Regions from separate parts of the Homo sapiens genome. Here region 2 is linked to region 1. The links are chromatin loops, found by intact Hi-C in ENCODE. Cell type or tissue: GM12878. All regions are shown on one strand.

Region 1 (8,000 bases):
AAATATCTATTAATTCAGACCACTGTTAATTTCAATCTAATCTCTAAATTTGAGTACTCTCCACCAAGAAAATGTGAGGCTATTGTTCAAAAATGATGGCTTATTACAGTAATAAGGGCCATAGAGCTCATAGCCATAGAGCTCACATGAATTCAACTCAGGTGAGTTCAACTCAGGTGAATTCAACTATAAATAACTCAGGTGAATTCAACTATAAATGTTTAGCCAAAAACAGAACAAAAATATCTAAACTTTGTACCAAAATGCAAGTCAGCAACTTCATCCAGTGCAATGTAAAAGCTAGAGGAAAGCTTGGCTGTATTGGGTTTATTACAAAATGCTGTGCACAAAAACATATTTTCTTTGTAAGCAAATAAAATTTTAAAGATATTTGAGCCACACACTTCAACTTTAAAACCTGCCCCTTTTAGATAAGGTTCTGGTCTCTTCTCAACAGATCCAGGGGAGAAAAGAGCAGGCCCCAAGTTTCCAGCTGGCCAGACAGGCTGTGGGTTACATTTCATTCCCTGGCAACATGGGAAGAAGTGAAGCGGCCAGTGCCTTGGTTTCCTCATCTCTAAGCAAGCCATCAGACCACCGCATGAGAAGGTTGTGAAAGTCCTTGATGACTGGGATAATTTTCTTAACGCGCTTGGAACCCAGGCCTTCCAGCTTTCCCTCCTCCTACTCTGCCTTCCTTGAGGATCTGAGTTACATCCCGCTGGTTTATCTCCAGTGCTATTACCTGGTGATGACCAGTGAAGGCTCTAGATTCCCACAGGAAGAAATTCTGGCTCCCAGGTTTATGCTCCTTATTTCAATTTAATTTTATTATTATTATTTTTATTTTTGAGTCTCGCTCTGTTGCCCAGGCTGGAGTGCAGTGGCGTGATCTTGGCTCATTGCAACCTCCACCTCCCAGGTTCAAGTGATTCTCCTGCCTCAGCCTCCTGAGTAGCTGGGATTATAGGCATGCACCACCACGCCTAGCTAATTTTTGTATTTTTAGTAGAGATGGAGTTTCACCATGTTGGCCAGGCTGGTCTCGAACGCCTGACCTCGTGACCCACCTGCCTTGGCCTTCCAAAGTGCTAGGATTATAGGCGTGAGCCACCGACCGCACCCAGCCCTATGATCCTTATTTCTAAAGTAGGCCGACATGTGATTTTTGGACAACCCTAAAAGCTCTGTAGGCTCACATTAGACCTGTGACTGCAAATGCAGGTGTGAGCCCTCCACTGGTGAGCTCACCCAGTTCCATGACTCCATACCACTCCTGTCCTGCCAACTCCTGGATGTATCACCAGCTCGGACCTCAACCCTGAGTGCCAGGAGATCCCACGGCCTAATGGGCCCCTCCACATGGCCGTGTCTCTCAACCCTCCACATCCAACCTGTCCAGCAAACCCTGTGGGCTCCACCTTTGAAGTTTGCCTAGGGTTTGACCCCTTCTCCCTGCCCACCTCACTGGGCCAAGGAGATGACATGTCTTACTCTAATCGCTGCAGTGGCCCAGTTAGGTTTCCTACCTCCAATCTTGTCCCTGTCATTCTCAACACAGCAGCCAGAATAAATCCCCTCCTGCATCAAATCACATCAAAAATTGAATTGTAATCTTCAATATTACATATTCCTGTGGACTGAATTGTAAGGGCACTTGGGAAAATTAAAAAGTTAATGAGCTGTGGGGACGGAGCTAGGAGTCACTAAAAATTTAGTCATGTATTCTTCCATTCCATCGGCAATGACTAAATGCCTACTGTGACACCTGGTGGGTTATTGCTATCATAGGCATGTATTTTTTTAAAAAAGAAAACGTTGCCGCTTTTCCTCCTCCCCATGTGATCAGAAGACGAGAAAAGACTTAAGAAAAGAAAATAGCCTAAGTAGAATACAATCCTTTAATAATATTTTGAACTCCCAGAGAGATATACATACATTACTGTTTCCAAAAGAACACAGAAAATTTGTCAAACCTATTTATAATGAAAGAACAAATGGAGAAGGAAGCCAAAATATATATAAAGAATTTTCTTGCCTGGGTGCGGTGGTTCACCCCTATAATCCCAGCACTTTGAGAGGCTGAGGCAGGAGGATCACTTGAGCCCAGGGGTTCAAGACGAGCCTGGGCAACATAGCGAGAGTCTGTTTCTACAAAAAATAAAAAATTAGCCAGATATAGTGGTCCCAGCAACTTGGGAGGCTGAGGCAGGAGGATCGCTTGAGCCCTGTGGGCTGAGGCTGCAGTGAGCCATGACTGGGCTACAGCACTCCAGCCTCAGTAGCAAAGTGAGATGTGGTCTCGAAAAAAAAAAGAAGAAGAATTTTCTAGACTGGACATAGATTTTGAAGCTAAGGATGATGGAAATAGCTGAGCGCTCATCATTCAGTGCACCTGTTCTGCCTTTCTCAGGGAAGGTGTTCCCGGAAGCACACTTTGAGAGTGAAGAAGATACTGATGACCTCCATCCTCTGCAGGTCTGTTAATTGAAGTACCTTCTTATAAAGGACTCAAAAAATAAGCCTGTGGTTCTATGCCAGGCAGGCAGCGAACCAATGTATTTTAGGAGGGACCATTCCTTACTTCAGGATATAGCTGAAAACAACACCCAGAACTAATTTTTTAACCTTCGCAAACCTTTGTATGGAGCCAACACTCCTACGTTATAAATTGTGAAAGAAACTCGGGCTAAAGATACCACATGATTTTCACATTTTAAGGGCATGATTTACCTGATCTTTAGTCCTGCACTCTAGCCAAATAGCCAACTGATGTTTCACTATATGTATTTCCTGTTGTAATAATAAAGTTCTCACATTTTTAGGTTTCAAGGTTTCAATTAGGTTTGGTCATCTTAACACAATTTTGCTTTCCCACAAACATGAGAAATACATGCAAATATGTGCTGTGCATTCAAACCTCTCCAGGCAGCACTGCACAAACTTCCTATGGCATGCCCCTGTTTTCCTTTCATTGCCTCTCATCTTAATCCCTCTAACACTCAAGTGAAGCACTGTAGTGATAACCTTGATACAGGTTTCTTTTTAAATCCAGTTCCTGAAGTCAACCATGTTCGAATGTTATACGTGAGCTGATAATCATCCAAGGAGTTAATCCTTGTCTTCCTACTCTTGTTTTGGAATTACCATAGTCCATTAGCGTAACTTGGAATTCTAGTTCCACACTAACTGTAACCTTGGGCAAACTTCTTCACCTCTCTGATGTACATTTCCTTTTATTATGACCTTTTTTTTTAAGGAGGGGATAACAGTACTGACTTCACGGGGTTCTTTGGAAACTCAGAATGATGTGTTTAGGCCTAAGCATTATTTGGCATCTGTTTTTCTCTCTGGTTGCCATACCTGTGATTATAGTTCAGCATCTCTGCCGGGATTGGAAGTTATTTACGTGGTGGGATTTTCTTCCCCCAGCTCCTATTACTGTCTTTCAGATGACTAAACTGTTTTTTATTTATTTATTTATTTTTATTTTTTTATTTTTTATTTTTTATTTTATTATTATTATACTTTAAGTTTTAGGGTACATGTGCACAATGTGCAGGTTAGTTACATATGTATACATGTGCCATGCTGGTGTGCTGCACCCATTAACTCGTCATTTAGCATTAGGTATATCTCCTAATGCTATCCTCCCCACTCCCCCCACCCCACAACAGGCCCCAGTGTGTGTGATGTTCCCCTTCCGGTGTCCATGTGTTCTCAATGTTCAATTCCCACCTATGAGTGAGAACATGTGGTGTTTGGTTTTTTGTCCTTGCGATAGTTTACTGAGAATGATGATTTCCAATTTCATCCATGTCCCTGCAAAGGACATGAACTCATCCTTTTTTATGGCTGCATAGTATTCCATGGTGTACATGTGCCACATTTTCTTATTCCAGTCTATCATTGTTGGACATTTGGGTTGGTTCCAAGTCTTTGCTATTGTGAATAGTGCCACAATAAACATACGTGTGCATGTGTCTTTATAGCAGCATGATTTATAGTCCTTTGGGTATATACCCAGTAATGGGATGGCTGGGTCAAATGATATTTCTAGTTCTAGATACCTGAGGAATTGCCACACTGACTTCCACAATGGTTGAACTAGTTTACAGTCCCACCAACAGTGTAACAGTGTTCCTATTTCTCCACATCCTCTCTAGCACCTGTTGTTTCCTGACTTTTTAATGATTGCCATTCTAACTGGTGTGAGATGGTATCTCACTGTGGTTTTGATTTGCATTTCTCTGATGGCCAGTGATGGTGAACATTTTTTCATGTGTTTTTTGGCTGCATAAATGTCTTCTTTTGAGAAGTGTCTGTTCATGTCCTTTGCCCACTTTTTGATGGGGTTGCTAAACTTTTTTTTAGATCTCAAAAGTAGTTAAACTCAACTAGTTTCCCCACCACCTCCCTTTTCTAAACACTCACACTTGAGTGCAAGCACACCAGATTCCTTTCATATGTGGTTGTATGAATATGGTGGGTGAAAGAGAGAAAAAAACTTGTTTCTACTTTTCACATACTTTGCTTCTACTTCTCACATATTTAACTTAGTCTAGTGGAAATAACCTGCATTTAATGAGACAAATCAGAAATCAAAATGCCACTCCATTTTTTTTACTCTTTTCTCTGAGTTGCCTTGTATATACAAGAGGGAATACTATCTCCCATCAATGCCTAAATGATAATGTATGCACAATTCCTCGCACGTAATAGGCGCCAATGAATGTCAGCTCCTTTTAGGGTTCTGGGGCTGGGACAGCTTGTCACCTTGGAGCTGTGACTATCGGTCGTAGAATGTGCTAATTCTAATTTCCAAATGGGCTTTTCTCCTCTGAGGTGTCTTTTCAGCCGAAGTCCCTGTGGTGGGAACCACTGATTCTGAATCTGTTCTCACAGGTGTGCTAAGTCCTTCCCCTTTGTCTCATTTTTACTATCAGTCTGGTACTTGATCTGTAGGGAGTACAGCCCTTTACTCCCCGCCCCCATGGCAGCCTCAGCCCTAGCTTCCCTTTGGGCTTCTCTCTCTCACCCTGGTCCTCCCATTACCTCCAGGCTGCAGCCTCCTCCCCTCTCTCCCGCCATTAAGTCCTTCTGCAGATTTCAGCTCTGTTCTGCTCTTGTCTTCCGTTTTTTCCACTAGCCTTCAATAGTCCTTTCAAAGTATTCTTATAATTCAATCACTTTTTTTTGGTTCATTGTCTTTGCCTACAATATTGATGGGAATTTCTATAGGAACCCTCTAAAGTGCTCCATTTCCAGAATTATTGCAAGTCTCTTCTGGAGTTCTTCCTGCCTGTTCCCTTGAGGGTATTGCAATCCCATCCATTTCCGCCCCTGTTTGATCTCATCTCCTCCTAGTTTATGTTCCCTCACCACATACTCAGCACTTGGTCTCACCTAACATTTCCTGCCAGGCTTCACCCCTCCTGCCGTGACATCTCACTTGTTCTTATTAAATAGGCGATTGTGACTTTTGAGTCTCCACTGTCATTCAGATTAGACTGTTTTTCTCTCAGTTTATTGATCTCAAGTTTGCTCCATATTCGGACACTTTATAAACCTCGTAGGCTCTCTTTCCTCATGTGCCCAGGGGCTCTGTAGGTCCTGCAGCGCCACTCTGCCTTCCTGAGTACCCTTGTTCTTCAACAGGAAGCGCTACCTCCCTGGACTCTCTGGTGCCAAGCCCCACCCCTCTCCTCTCCCCAGCGGCCTCTGGGGAGCTCCTGCTGGTTTCTCCCACCCCTGCTTCCTCAGGCAAGTGTCAGGCCCTGGTGCAGAGCTCAGAGCCTGCCTGCCCTGCGGATCCCTTCAAAACAGTGATCACAGCATGTTCTGATTAGGGACATCATGTCAACCTTTCCTGCTAAATGGTGATTATGGAAGTTGGAGCTGGTCCAGCCAGAGTATGTGTGTGTGTACGTCTACCCGCATTTATTTCCAACATTCTTTTCTGCCAGATATTTTATTCAGGGCCAAAATAGGATTTTTCAAAATTAGTTGTAGAGGAGGGAGAAAGAACATTTCCAGTAGTATGACATAAACAGGTATATAAATATGAATTAAACGATTGCGTGGGGGTCCCCAGTCATGATTACTGGAGTCATTTTCAGCCTGCAAGCATGTTCCTGCCCCCGCATCTTCAAGCCTCCCTTGGAATAGCTCACTTGTAGTAATTCTTAAGGTCTCATTTAATACACAATTTTCACAGGAAACCCTTCCTTTACTCTCTCCAAAACACCTGACTATTTGAATCAATGAGCGGGTTACTAGAGAAGGGCCCTTGGAGTTTCAGAAGCATCCTGCATTTTAGTAAATGTGAAGGATTGATGTTTTGTTCATGATGAAAGTGCTCAGCAGCATATGTCCAGTGGATCTGAGGACAGTGCTACTGCTGTTTCTTAGATAGACATGCTACTGCATTTCCGTGTTGCCAACGCAGCCACTCAGCAAAGGCCTGCTGAGTCCCTGCCACCAGTCAAGGGCTGGTTTCACCCTGAATAAGGCAGGCCCCACACCTCTGTCTTCCCAAGGTGGCTATGAAAGGGGCATCCATCCAGGGCCCCTGAGAGTGCAGCCCTGCAGAAGGCATGCTGGGCAGTCACCCCTATGTAAGAGGGGGAGGAAGGAAAAGAAAAGGCCGTGGAGACTCCCAGAAAAGGCTGAAAGGGAAGCAGGGAGAGCGATTATTCAGAAGACACAGAGGAAAAGCAGCCTTGGGAAAAAATAAACCATAAGCACCAGAAGATGCAGAGAACTGTGGCCTCTAAGAAGCAGAAACAGGACATTAAGGAGCAAAAAGGCTGCTCTAGAAGGCCATGGAATAAGACGACAAGGGACGTGGAGGAAATAAGGATTACCAGAAAACTGAGCTACAACAGAGAAATAAAATCTGCATTGGAGGCAGTAAAAACCAAAAGTGACATGGAGGGAAATTGACAGAGTGGTGTGGAAAAAACATTTCACAAGCCATTTAATATATGCAGAAAGATCTAAGAGCTGAAACAACACAGGGGGAGGAGGCGGGAGACTAGGCAAGGATCCTCAGATTTGGAAGTACAGATAACCCCTGAAGTGGAAACAGTACTCACCATCATACCAATCAGAACTAAAGAGACTTGTTGAGTTGGAAAGGGCTTTCCCTGCATGCCAAGCAAAATCAGCAGATTCCCACTGAAACTATCGCCAAGAAACTTATCATCCACAAGGCATTGAAAAAATTAAGTATCTGGGCAGAAAAACTCAAGCTACCCTTCTCTACCGAGGAAGAGATCAAAATCCAGCAGCCCGATTTCTCCTCTGGAAACTTGAATTCCAAAGAGATAGGAGCTGAAGCACTAGAGTTTTAAGGAGAAAGGTTTGGGATTGTCACATTCCCAAACATTCAACTGGGCAGGTTGGTTTGTTGTTAATCTGTGAACTCCTGTCACTAAAACAACCACACACTGTCATGTGTGACGAAGCCCACTGACTCCAAAAAAATAGCTTGGATGGGATCAGGTTTTGAGACGCAGCCTGAGGCTGACGGTAGTCCCTGCGTCCACCCCACATGGCCACAGCTTCCCTGCAGATCAGGGAGCACATCACGAAGCCTTCTCCCTAGAGCAGCAGGGAGGGGCCGGCTGTGCACAGGGTGGGATCCTTGTCCTGAGAGGAAGACTTTAAAAAACCAAGTCTCTGTTCTTTCCCACAAAACCACAACCACCTCAAACAACCCAATGGGCTTTAAAAATTTTTCAATGGTAAAGAGTCTAAAGAATTACGTTACACACCTTTTAAAGCAATAACAAAAGCCATTGGGTTTCTTTTAATGGGAGAGACAAATAAACCAATTGGTGGCAGAATTATTGGCCATGAAACATGGCTGTCATCTCTAATGTAGAACTTGTGACTGTTTGCGATCAGTCCGCTTAGTCAGTGTGGGAGAAGGAGCTCATGAGAAGAACAAAATGAAAAAAAGACGAGGAACACCCCAAAATATGAACATTGCTTAG
Region 2 (8,000 bases), 85 kb before region 1:
ACTGAAACCTGGGAGTGAGGCAGTGAAACAGTCAGCCGCAAGGGTCTCAGGTCAGGGCAACGGGAGAGGGAGAAGACCCAGGCTTGCTAGTGTGGGCCTGGAGATTGTCACCACTGTGAAACAGAGATGGGCTGCTGGTGGTCACTGGGATGTTGCAGAGTCCTCAAGAGCAGGTTTCCCTGGGGTGGAAATCTAGCCAGGCCCTGGGCAGGCTTACCAGGGGCCTCATCTGCATCCCCTCAGAGGTCTCTGAGATAAGGAGGGATGAGGGTACCCAGGACTTCTGAGGACACCTGTGAAGAGGTCTCTGGTAGCAGGACCCCGATACCCCCAAGAACACCCTAAAGATATGCCCTTGACTTGAAGAATGGAGCCATCAGCAGTGGAAAGAACACTTTCGATGTGTGATGGTGTTAAAATACATTCCACCTTTGTTTCTTGGAACTTAAAGCAAATTCTTGTAGAGGACGGTAACTGAAAGAGCTGCCCCTTAGTTTGGAGATGGGGTCCTATCATGGTGGAATCTTCCCCAAGCCCTCCCACCTCCATTCCAGGAAGAGACAAGAGCTGGGGTGTCATCCAGCAGGAAGAATGGGGGCGCTGCTCCCCTTCTGCTTGAGCCTGAGTTGGCAGGCTTGCTGTGGCTGCGGGGATGGCAGCTGCGCCTCCTGCACAACGCAGGATCACAGCCACAGCAGTGGGGACCTAGACAGCTGGGGCCACTAGACCAGGCCACCAGACAGACAGAGGGCTGGAGAAATGCAGAGGTGGCAGCAACACACGCAGGCAGGCAGGCAGGCATCAGGGGCTGTCAGCAAGAGAACCTAAGATGCTCGTGGCAGTAGAAGTGGGCCCCTGGAGCGGCCCGGCAGTTCCTGGGTTGGTTCTGCAGACCTGAAGCTCTCCCAGGTCCTCGAGGACCTCAGGCCTTGGCCTTCCTCAGCTCTCCTCAGAGGTTTGACCACTTACTCTGTCAAATGAGGTAATGAAAGGGAACTGGCGACAGGTTTAGAATGTATTACACAATAGGCCGTGAGCGGTGGCTCACGCCTGTAATCCCAGCACTTTAGGAGGCCGAGGCAGGTGGATCATGAGGTCAGGAGTTTGAGACCAGCCTGGCTGATATGGTGAAACCCCATCTCTAGTAAAAACACAAAAATTAGATGGGAATGGTGGCGTACGCCTGTAGTCCCAGCTTCTTAGGAGGCTGAGGCAGAAGAATCACTTGAACCCAGGAGGCAGAGGTTGCAGTGAACTGAGATCATGCCACTGCACTCCAGCCTGGGTGACAGAGCAAGACTCCGTCTCAAAAAAAAAAAAAAAAACAATGTATTATACAATAATAATTATCTATACGGAAATGTTACACTCAGGGCATGGGAATCAACTCCAGAAAGAAATCCAAAGTTCTAAAAGTATAAGATATCATAAGCCTGGAATAATGAAATGTGGGAGAGGAAGTGCTGAAGAATCAGGGCCCGCTCTCACATTTACACTCTGCACACACTATGCACTAATCACAAGCAAGGCCAATCGCGAAAAGCAGGGCTTTTTGAATGAAAAAATTCGTTCATCTCAACGGTGGAGATGTTCATTTTTGCTTATTGGAGATAAAATAATATAATCAGAGACATCATAGTTAAGCTTAACAAAATAACATTATTAAAAACTTTTATACACAATGAAAAGGAACTTTGTTTTGTAAGAGACAATGAAATCTGAAAACAATAAATGTAAAAAGATGATACAGGTTTACATCCAAAATGCACACGGATTGATATGAATGTATAGGCATGAACATATAATCCACACTTTGCTAAACAAGTAGTCAAAGGATACTTACGCTTTACACATCAGCAGTAACCACGTATATTTATAGATTATGTGAAGCCTCATAACCTCTTCTTCGTGACGTAAAGGGCAGGTGTGACCATCCTCTTTCCACGCACTGGATACTGAGAAACGAGCTTGGTGCAGGCATCCTGGAAAGCAGTCTGGCTGTCATAATGGAAGCAGGGCCATTGTCCCTATGCTTTGGCTTCTTAGTGTTTTTTGAAAACTATAATTCAGGGGTATGGTGAAAATATTTGTACTAAAGCTATTTTTTTTTTTTTTTTGAGATGGAGTCTCGCTCTGTCACCCAGGCTGGAGTTCAATGGTGTGATCTCAGCTCACTGCAAGCTCTGCCTCCCGGGTTCACACCGTTCTCCTGCCTCAGCCCCCCGAACAGCTGGGACTACAGGCGCCCGCCACCACGCCTGGCTAATTTTTTTTGTATTTTTAGTAGAGACGGGGTTTCACCATGTTAGCCAGGATGGTCTCGATCTCCTGATCTCGTGATCAGCCCGCTTCGTCCTCCCAAAGTGCTGGGATTACAGGCGTGAACCACCGTGCCTGGCAGTACTAACGCTATTGATAACAGCCAAGTTAGCAATAACTCAAATGTGCAACCATTGAGAAATGCATGTATCACACTGCGTTATGCTTATCTTTTCACATAATGTATGTCTCCTGGCTAGATGAAAGTTTGGGGTTAGGAACCTTATCTCAGTTATTTTTATTTCCTTGGCATTTGATAGAATCTGGCACATAAACACTCAATCAATGTTTACCAAGAGGAAATTAGCTGAATTGAAGTAGGTAATTGGGTGTAACAAAGTTACCATAATTATGTAAATTATTATGTGCTACATGGAAATATATACACAATATAATTAAAAAATCAAAACACCAAACAAAATGTGTGCAGCAATTCCAACTAGGTAAATTATAGATGTCTATCATGAGAGAAAGCATCATTTGTAATAATGGTAAGACAAGTCTGGTTGGAATCACAGTGAGACCTTGTTCTAGTTTTTTAACAAGCCTCAGTTTGTTCACCTGCGTAATTAAATATCTACTTTGCAAGGCTGTGGTGACTATATATTCAGTTAAACCCACATGGAGTATAGAACAGAGTTTGGCTTATAATGTGTAAAGCAGATAATTGTTAAGTAATAATGAAATAGATGTTCTAAAGAAAATAGAACCCAGCATGGAGCCTGGCACTCGGTAGGTGCTCAATAAATAGAAATCACTTTTGTTATTTTTAGAAATAGAGGGGGACATAGTGATGTTCAGAGTTAATGAGTTAGTCTAAAAGTGTATTTGTGTAAAATCAACTATAATAATACATGGTAAAAACAAACAAGTCAGAGAAGGAGGGAAGTAGGATACATTTTTGAAACTGTCAAACAAAAAAATGTTTTAAAATGTATTTTTAAATCCTGCTACCCACATGTCTTAGTCCAGTTTGTGCTGCTATAAGAGAACACCTGAGACTGAGTAACTTACAAAGGCCAGGTATTTATTTCTCACAGTTCTGGGGCCTGATCAAGGCCCTGGCAGCTCAGGCCTAGCCTCACTGCTTCCAATATGACACCTTAGATGCCGCATCCTCCAGAGGGGAGGAACGCCATGTCCTCACATGGCAGAAAAGCAGGAGAGAGAGAGAGAGAGCAAGAGAGAACACCCACTCCCACTGGCCCTTTTTATAGGGGCATTGAACCATCATGAGGGCACAGCTCTCATAACCTAAACACCTCCCACGAGGCCCTACCTCCCAACACTTTTGCACGGGCAACTAAGTTTCTAATTCATGAATTCTGAGGGGCACATTCAGACCTTGGTACCAGGCAACCCGACCATCCAGCCTGTCTCATTGCCCTAAACTTTAGGTTTGCTGAAGTTTTACTTTTAGATTTCTAGAGTAGAAAGGGACCTTATAAATTGCTGCTGCTTATTTCATTTATACCTATTGCTTGAAAGAATTTGATGTGGCTTATAGTAAACACACACACACACAATCACACCTTTCTTTTTTTTTAAGAAAAGCAAATATAATTGAATGTTTAGGACAGAATATCAAATTATAGCTCATTCAGCAAATGTTCGCATCCTTAGCATGGTCAATCTTCATTTGTATTAGGATACAAACGTCACAATAGCCAGTGTGCATACAGCACTTGCTATGGGGCAGGCACTGTTGTAAGCACTTTGTGGGGATCAATTCAACTGGCCAGCACCCCGCTGTGGGATGGGTTCTATTGTTGTCGTTTCCAGTGTGCAGATGAGAAAAAGGAAGCACAAGAAGCTCATGTGACCTCTGCTGGGAGGCAGCAGGGCTGCCAGCTGAGCCCTATGGTCTGGTTAGAGGCCACATTCTGAAACATCACAAGTTCTAAAATGCTGAGGGGACTTTCTCAGAAAGTTCAACCGAGTTAAGGACAGAGACACATCAACAAGCATACTGTCTAAAACGTGCTGGGTGCGAAAGACACATGAACAAGCTTACTGTCTAAAACGTGCTGGGTGCGAAAGCAGCAATGTATCCGTGACCTTTTGGTGGAAATGAAGATGACGCTGCAAGACACTGGGCGGATGGGAGGCCGGGTGCTTTGCTCTCCGGGACCCTAAGTTGATAAAGAACCAAGTTTCAGGTTGGGCGCGGGAGCTCACGCTTGTAATCCCAGCACTTTGGGAGGCCAAGGCGGGTGGATCACCTGAGGTCAGGAGTTTTGAGACCAGCCTGGCCAACATGGAGAAATCCTGTCTGTACTGAAAATATAAAAATTAGCCGGGCGTGGTGCTGGGCGCCTGTAGTCTTAGTTACTAGGGAGGCTGAGGCAGAAGAATTGCTTGAACCTGGGAGGCAGAGGTTGCATGAGCCAAGATCTTGCCACTAGATTCCAGCCTGGGTGACAGAGCGAGGCTCTGTCTCAATTAAAAAAAAAAAAAAAGTTTCGAAAGCTTGGAGGAAGAAACAGCCACTTTAGTTTCCTGTCTTAGTCACCTCGGGCGGCTGCGACATGTGACCGCAAACTGGGCAGAGGACAGCCACAGAAGTTTATGTCTCACGGTTTGGGTCCAGACGTCCAGAATTGAGGCGTCGGCCTCTCCAGATAGCAAGAGATGGTGCTGTCAAGACAGTGTAAGCCCAGGAGCCCAGGTGGCTGGGCTGTGTCTGCACAGCCTTTGGATAAGGCCTCAGAAAGATCATAGCCTCAGCATTCTGCCCCACCAAGGGTGCCTTAGAGAGGTCAGGGCTGAGCCTCATGGATCGAACCAGGGAGCCCCTGAGGAGCCGAAGGGCGTTGACTCCGAGTCACCTCGGCAGGACTCAAAGATAGAAAAGGCTTGCCTCAAAAACATCGGCAGGTGAGGCCTTCGGCTCATGGAGTAGACCCAGGTGAAATCCATGAGAGACAAAGATTTTGAGGAAATCACTTTCACAGAAACACTGCCAGCCTGGGTGGGAAGGAACAGAGAGAGCACAGGATGAAAGGAGGCTGCCAGACTCCCCAGATTTTGCTGGCTGGAAGTAGGCTAAAAAGCTCCTCAGCTGCAAACATGGGCAACCTTTCCTTCCAAACAAGTGCAGTGTAGATGCGGGGACCAAGAGCCCAGACAGGGAATCCAGAAGCCAGGAGAATTCTCCCCAGCCCTGGAAACCTGACTGAGAACTCCCAACCTTTACTTTTCTGGATTTGGAATTGCTACACAGTCAAGATGCCTTTTATCTGCCATTTCCTCCCCTTGAAAACTGAAATGTCTACAGCTGCATCTGGTGCCTGCTCCACCACGGGACAGGTCACTAATCTCTTTAGCTTCCCGGGCCCATCCATGGAGAGGAATTGTGTCCCAGAACCTGAACCGAATGATTGCACCATGACCCTCCACTGACCTTTGACCTGATTTAGATGTTGACATTTCAGGCTTTGAGCTGATGCCATGAAGCTCCGAAAATCTTAGGTACCTAGAGCAGGTGAATGACTTTTGCACATGCGAGGGAGGCAGGGGGGCGTGTGGCAGACTCCCAGGTGCCTCCAGGTGTAACTGCCTTTTATGTAGTCATCTCCCCTGAGTCACAGAGAAGGACTGGTGACTGACTTCTAACCAACGGCTACAGCAAAGGTGATGGGATGTCACTCTGGGGATGACTCACATCACACAGGACTGTCTTTTGGGGAGACTCGCTGTCTCCCTCACTGGCTCTGAAGAAGCCAGCAGCTGCCACAGATCCTACAACTGAAAGGAGCTGAGTGTTACCAAACACATGCGAGCAGGGGCATGCACGCTCCCCCAGTCAGACTCCGCATGAGAACCCACCCTGGACATAACCTGGCGACCGCCTTGTGAGACCCCAGCAGGAGAGCCGGCAAGTCTGTCGCTGGACTCCCGACTCACGGATTCGTTGAGATAATAGGTGTGTGTTGTGTTACATTGCTGCAGTGGGGGAATTTCTACACAGCAATAGATAACTAATGCATGCAATTTATTCCTTTAACATAAGTAAAGAGTGTGATGCCAGTTAAGTAAAGATTTTAGTGGCCACACAATTATTGGTTTGCATCATTTTTATTAATTTGGGCATATCTGTATTAGTCAATTTCTGTACTGCTATAAGGAACTACCCGAGACTGAATAATTTATAAAGGAAAGGGGTTTAATTGGCTCACAGTATAGCATGGCTGGGGAGGCCTCAGGAAACTTACAATCATGGTGGAAGGGGAAGCAAGGCACCTTCTTCACAAGGTGGCAGGAAGGAGAAGTACCCATTGAAGGGGGGAGAGCCCCTTATAAAACCAACAGATCTCGTGAGAACTCACTATCATGAGAACAGCATGCGGGAAACTCTCCCCATGATTCATTTACCTCCACCTGGTCTCTCCCTTGATATGTGAGGATTATGGGAATTATGGGGATTACAATTTAAGATGAGATTTGGGTGGGGACATAAAGCCTAACCATATCACTATCTTCCTTGTTGTTGTAGAGATGGTGTCTTGCTATGTTGCCCAGGCAGATCTCAAATTGTGGGGCTCAAGTGATCCTCCTGTCTTGGCCTCCCAAACTGTTAGGATTACAAGTGTGGGCCACCACACCCAGCCTGAGCATATCTTTAGAACATTTATAGCCCAGTTCACTAATAAAGAGATAAATGATACGACTTTAACACAATTTTTCATGTAGTAGTAATTTTTCCATATATTTTAGTCCTCAAGTTTTAGTTGTTACAATTTAGTAGATGAAACTTAACATAAAGCTTCATGACTGTAGTTCCAGCTACTCAGGAGGATGAGGTGGGAGGACAGCTTAAGTCCAAGAGCCCAGGAGCCTAGGGGTTCATGGCTGCAGTGAGCTCTGATCGTGACACTGCACTCTAGCCTGGATGACAGAGAGAGACGTGTCTATAAAAAATTTGTTTTAATTAAAAAAATAAGAAAGACTTGTAGGATGCAAAAGTATTACTTATTATGCTTTCATTTTTTACCGTTTGCCAGACAGCTCCCTGCACTTTGCAGACTTTACCTTATTCCCTGAGCAATCCTGGGAGGAAGGTGTTATTACCAAGTCTAATCTACAGTTGAAACAACTGAGGCTTGGAGAATGTAGTAACTTGCCCAAAGGATAGAGCTTGATTTGAGCCCAAGTTAGATTCACCCAAAGCCTATGTCCTTTCCATATATTATGCTATTTATTTACTAAGTTTTTAAGCTTTAGAGGAAAAGATTATTTCCCCTCAGTTTTACTCATTTATTCACTTTCAGCAACACATTTTTAAAATGAAGATCTTTACATCTTTTTAAATTATCATAATTATGTTGAACACGAGACAATATAAAGGCAAGCATTTTCTTTTGTTCTTTCAGCTAATATTTTAGAGTTTATTAGTTAAATGTCATATAAATACAAAACTAATCACTTTTATATTGCTAGTATTTCTAGTTGTTTGCTTCTCTCTCTTCCTTCCTTCCTTTTTTTTTTTTTTTTTTTTTTTTGAGACAGGGTCTCACTCTGTCGCCCAGGTTAGAGCTCAGTGGCATAATCATAGCTCACGCAGTCTCGACCCCCTGAACTCAAAAGATCTTCCCCCTCAGCCTCCCAAGTAGCTGGGACCACAGGCACATGCCACCACATCTGAATAATTTTCTGAATTAAAAAAATTTTTTCTTGTAGAG

The links. A loop is a pair of places that touch in the nucleus more often than their neighbours do. Peaks named below come from ENCODE experiments on the same cell type or tissue, not always from the same donor. Only the 100,000 strongest peaks of a DNase experiment are listed, where the experiment ranks them.
Region 2: it touches region 1 in a loop (2.2-fold over the local background); 2 of 110 quality-filtered maps call a loop at or near these places.

The regions. Positions count from the first base shown.
Region 1 is chr6:166,171,157-166,179,156 of GRCh38, reverse strand. LNCDAT (lncRNA divergent activator of TBXT) reads right to left here. Exons shown (of 2, transcript NR_166068.1): 2 at 7,985-8,000. Among named protein-coding and RNA genes, the nearest start is that of LNCDAT, 7.1 kb to the right of the region's middle. RefSeq lists a silencer at 4,904-5,013. In GM12878, no CTCF peak of the experiment used is centred here; DNase peaks (open chromatin) are centred at 2,836, 4,516, 4,906, 5,716 and 1 weaker place; H3K4me3 peaks cover 600 bases; H3K27ac peaks cover 4,120 bases.
Region 2 is chr6:166,255,947-166,263,946 of GRCh38, reverse strand. It overlaps LOC101929297 (a long non-coding RNA gene), which reads right to left. Exons shown (of 5, transcript NR_125862.1): 5 at 7,000-7,206. It overlaps LOC107986668 (a long non-coding RNA gene), which reads left to right and starts at 4,916. Exons shown (of 2, transcript XR_001744463.3): 1 at 4,916-6,244. RefSeq lists enhancers at 4,655-5,522, 4,735-5,934. In GM12878, no CTCF peak of the experiment used is centred here; DNase peaks (open chromatin) are centred at 4,215 and 4,863.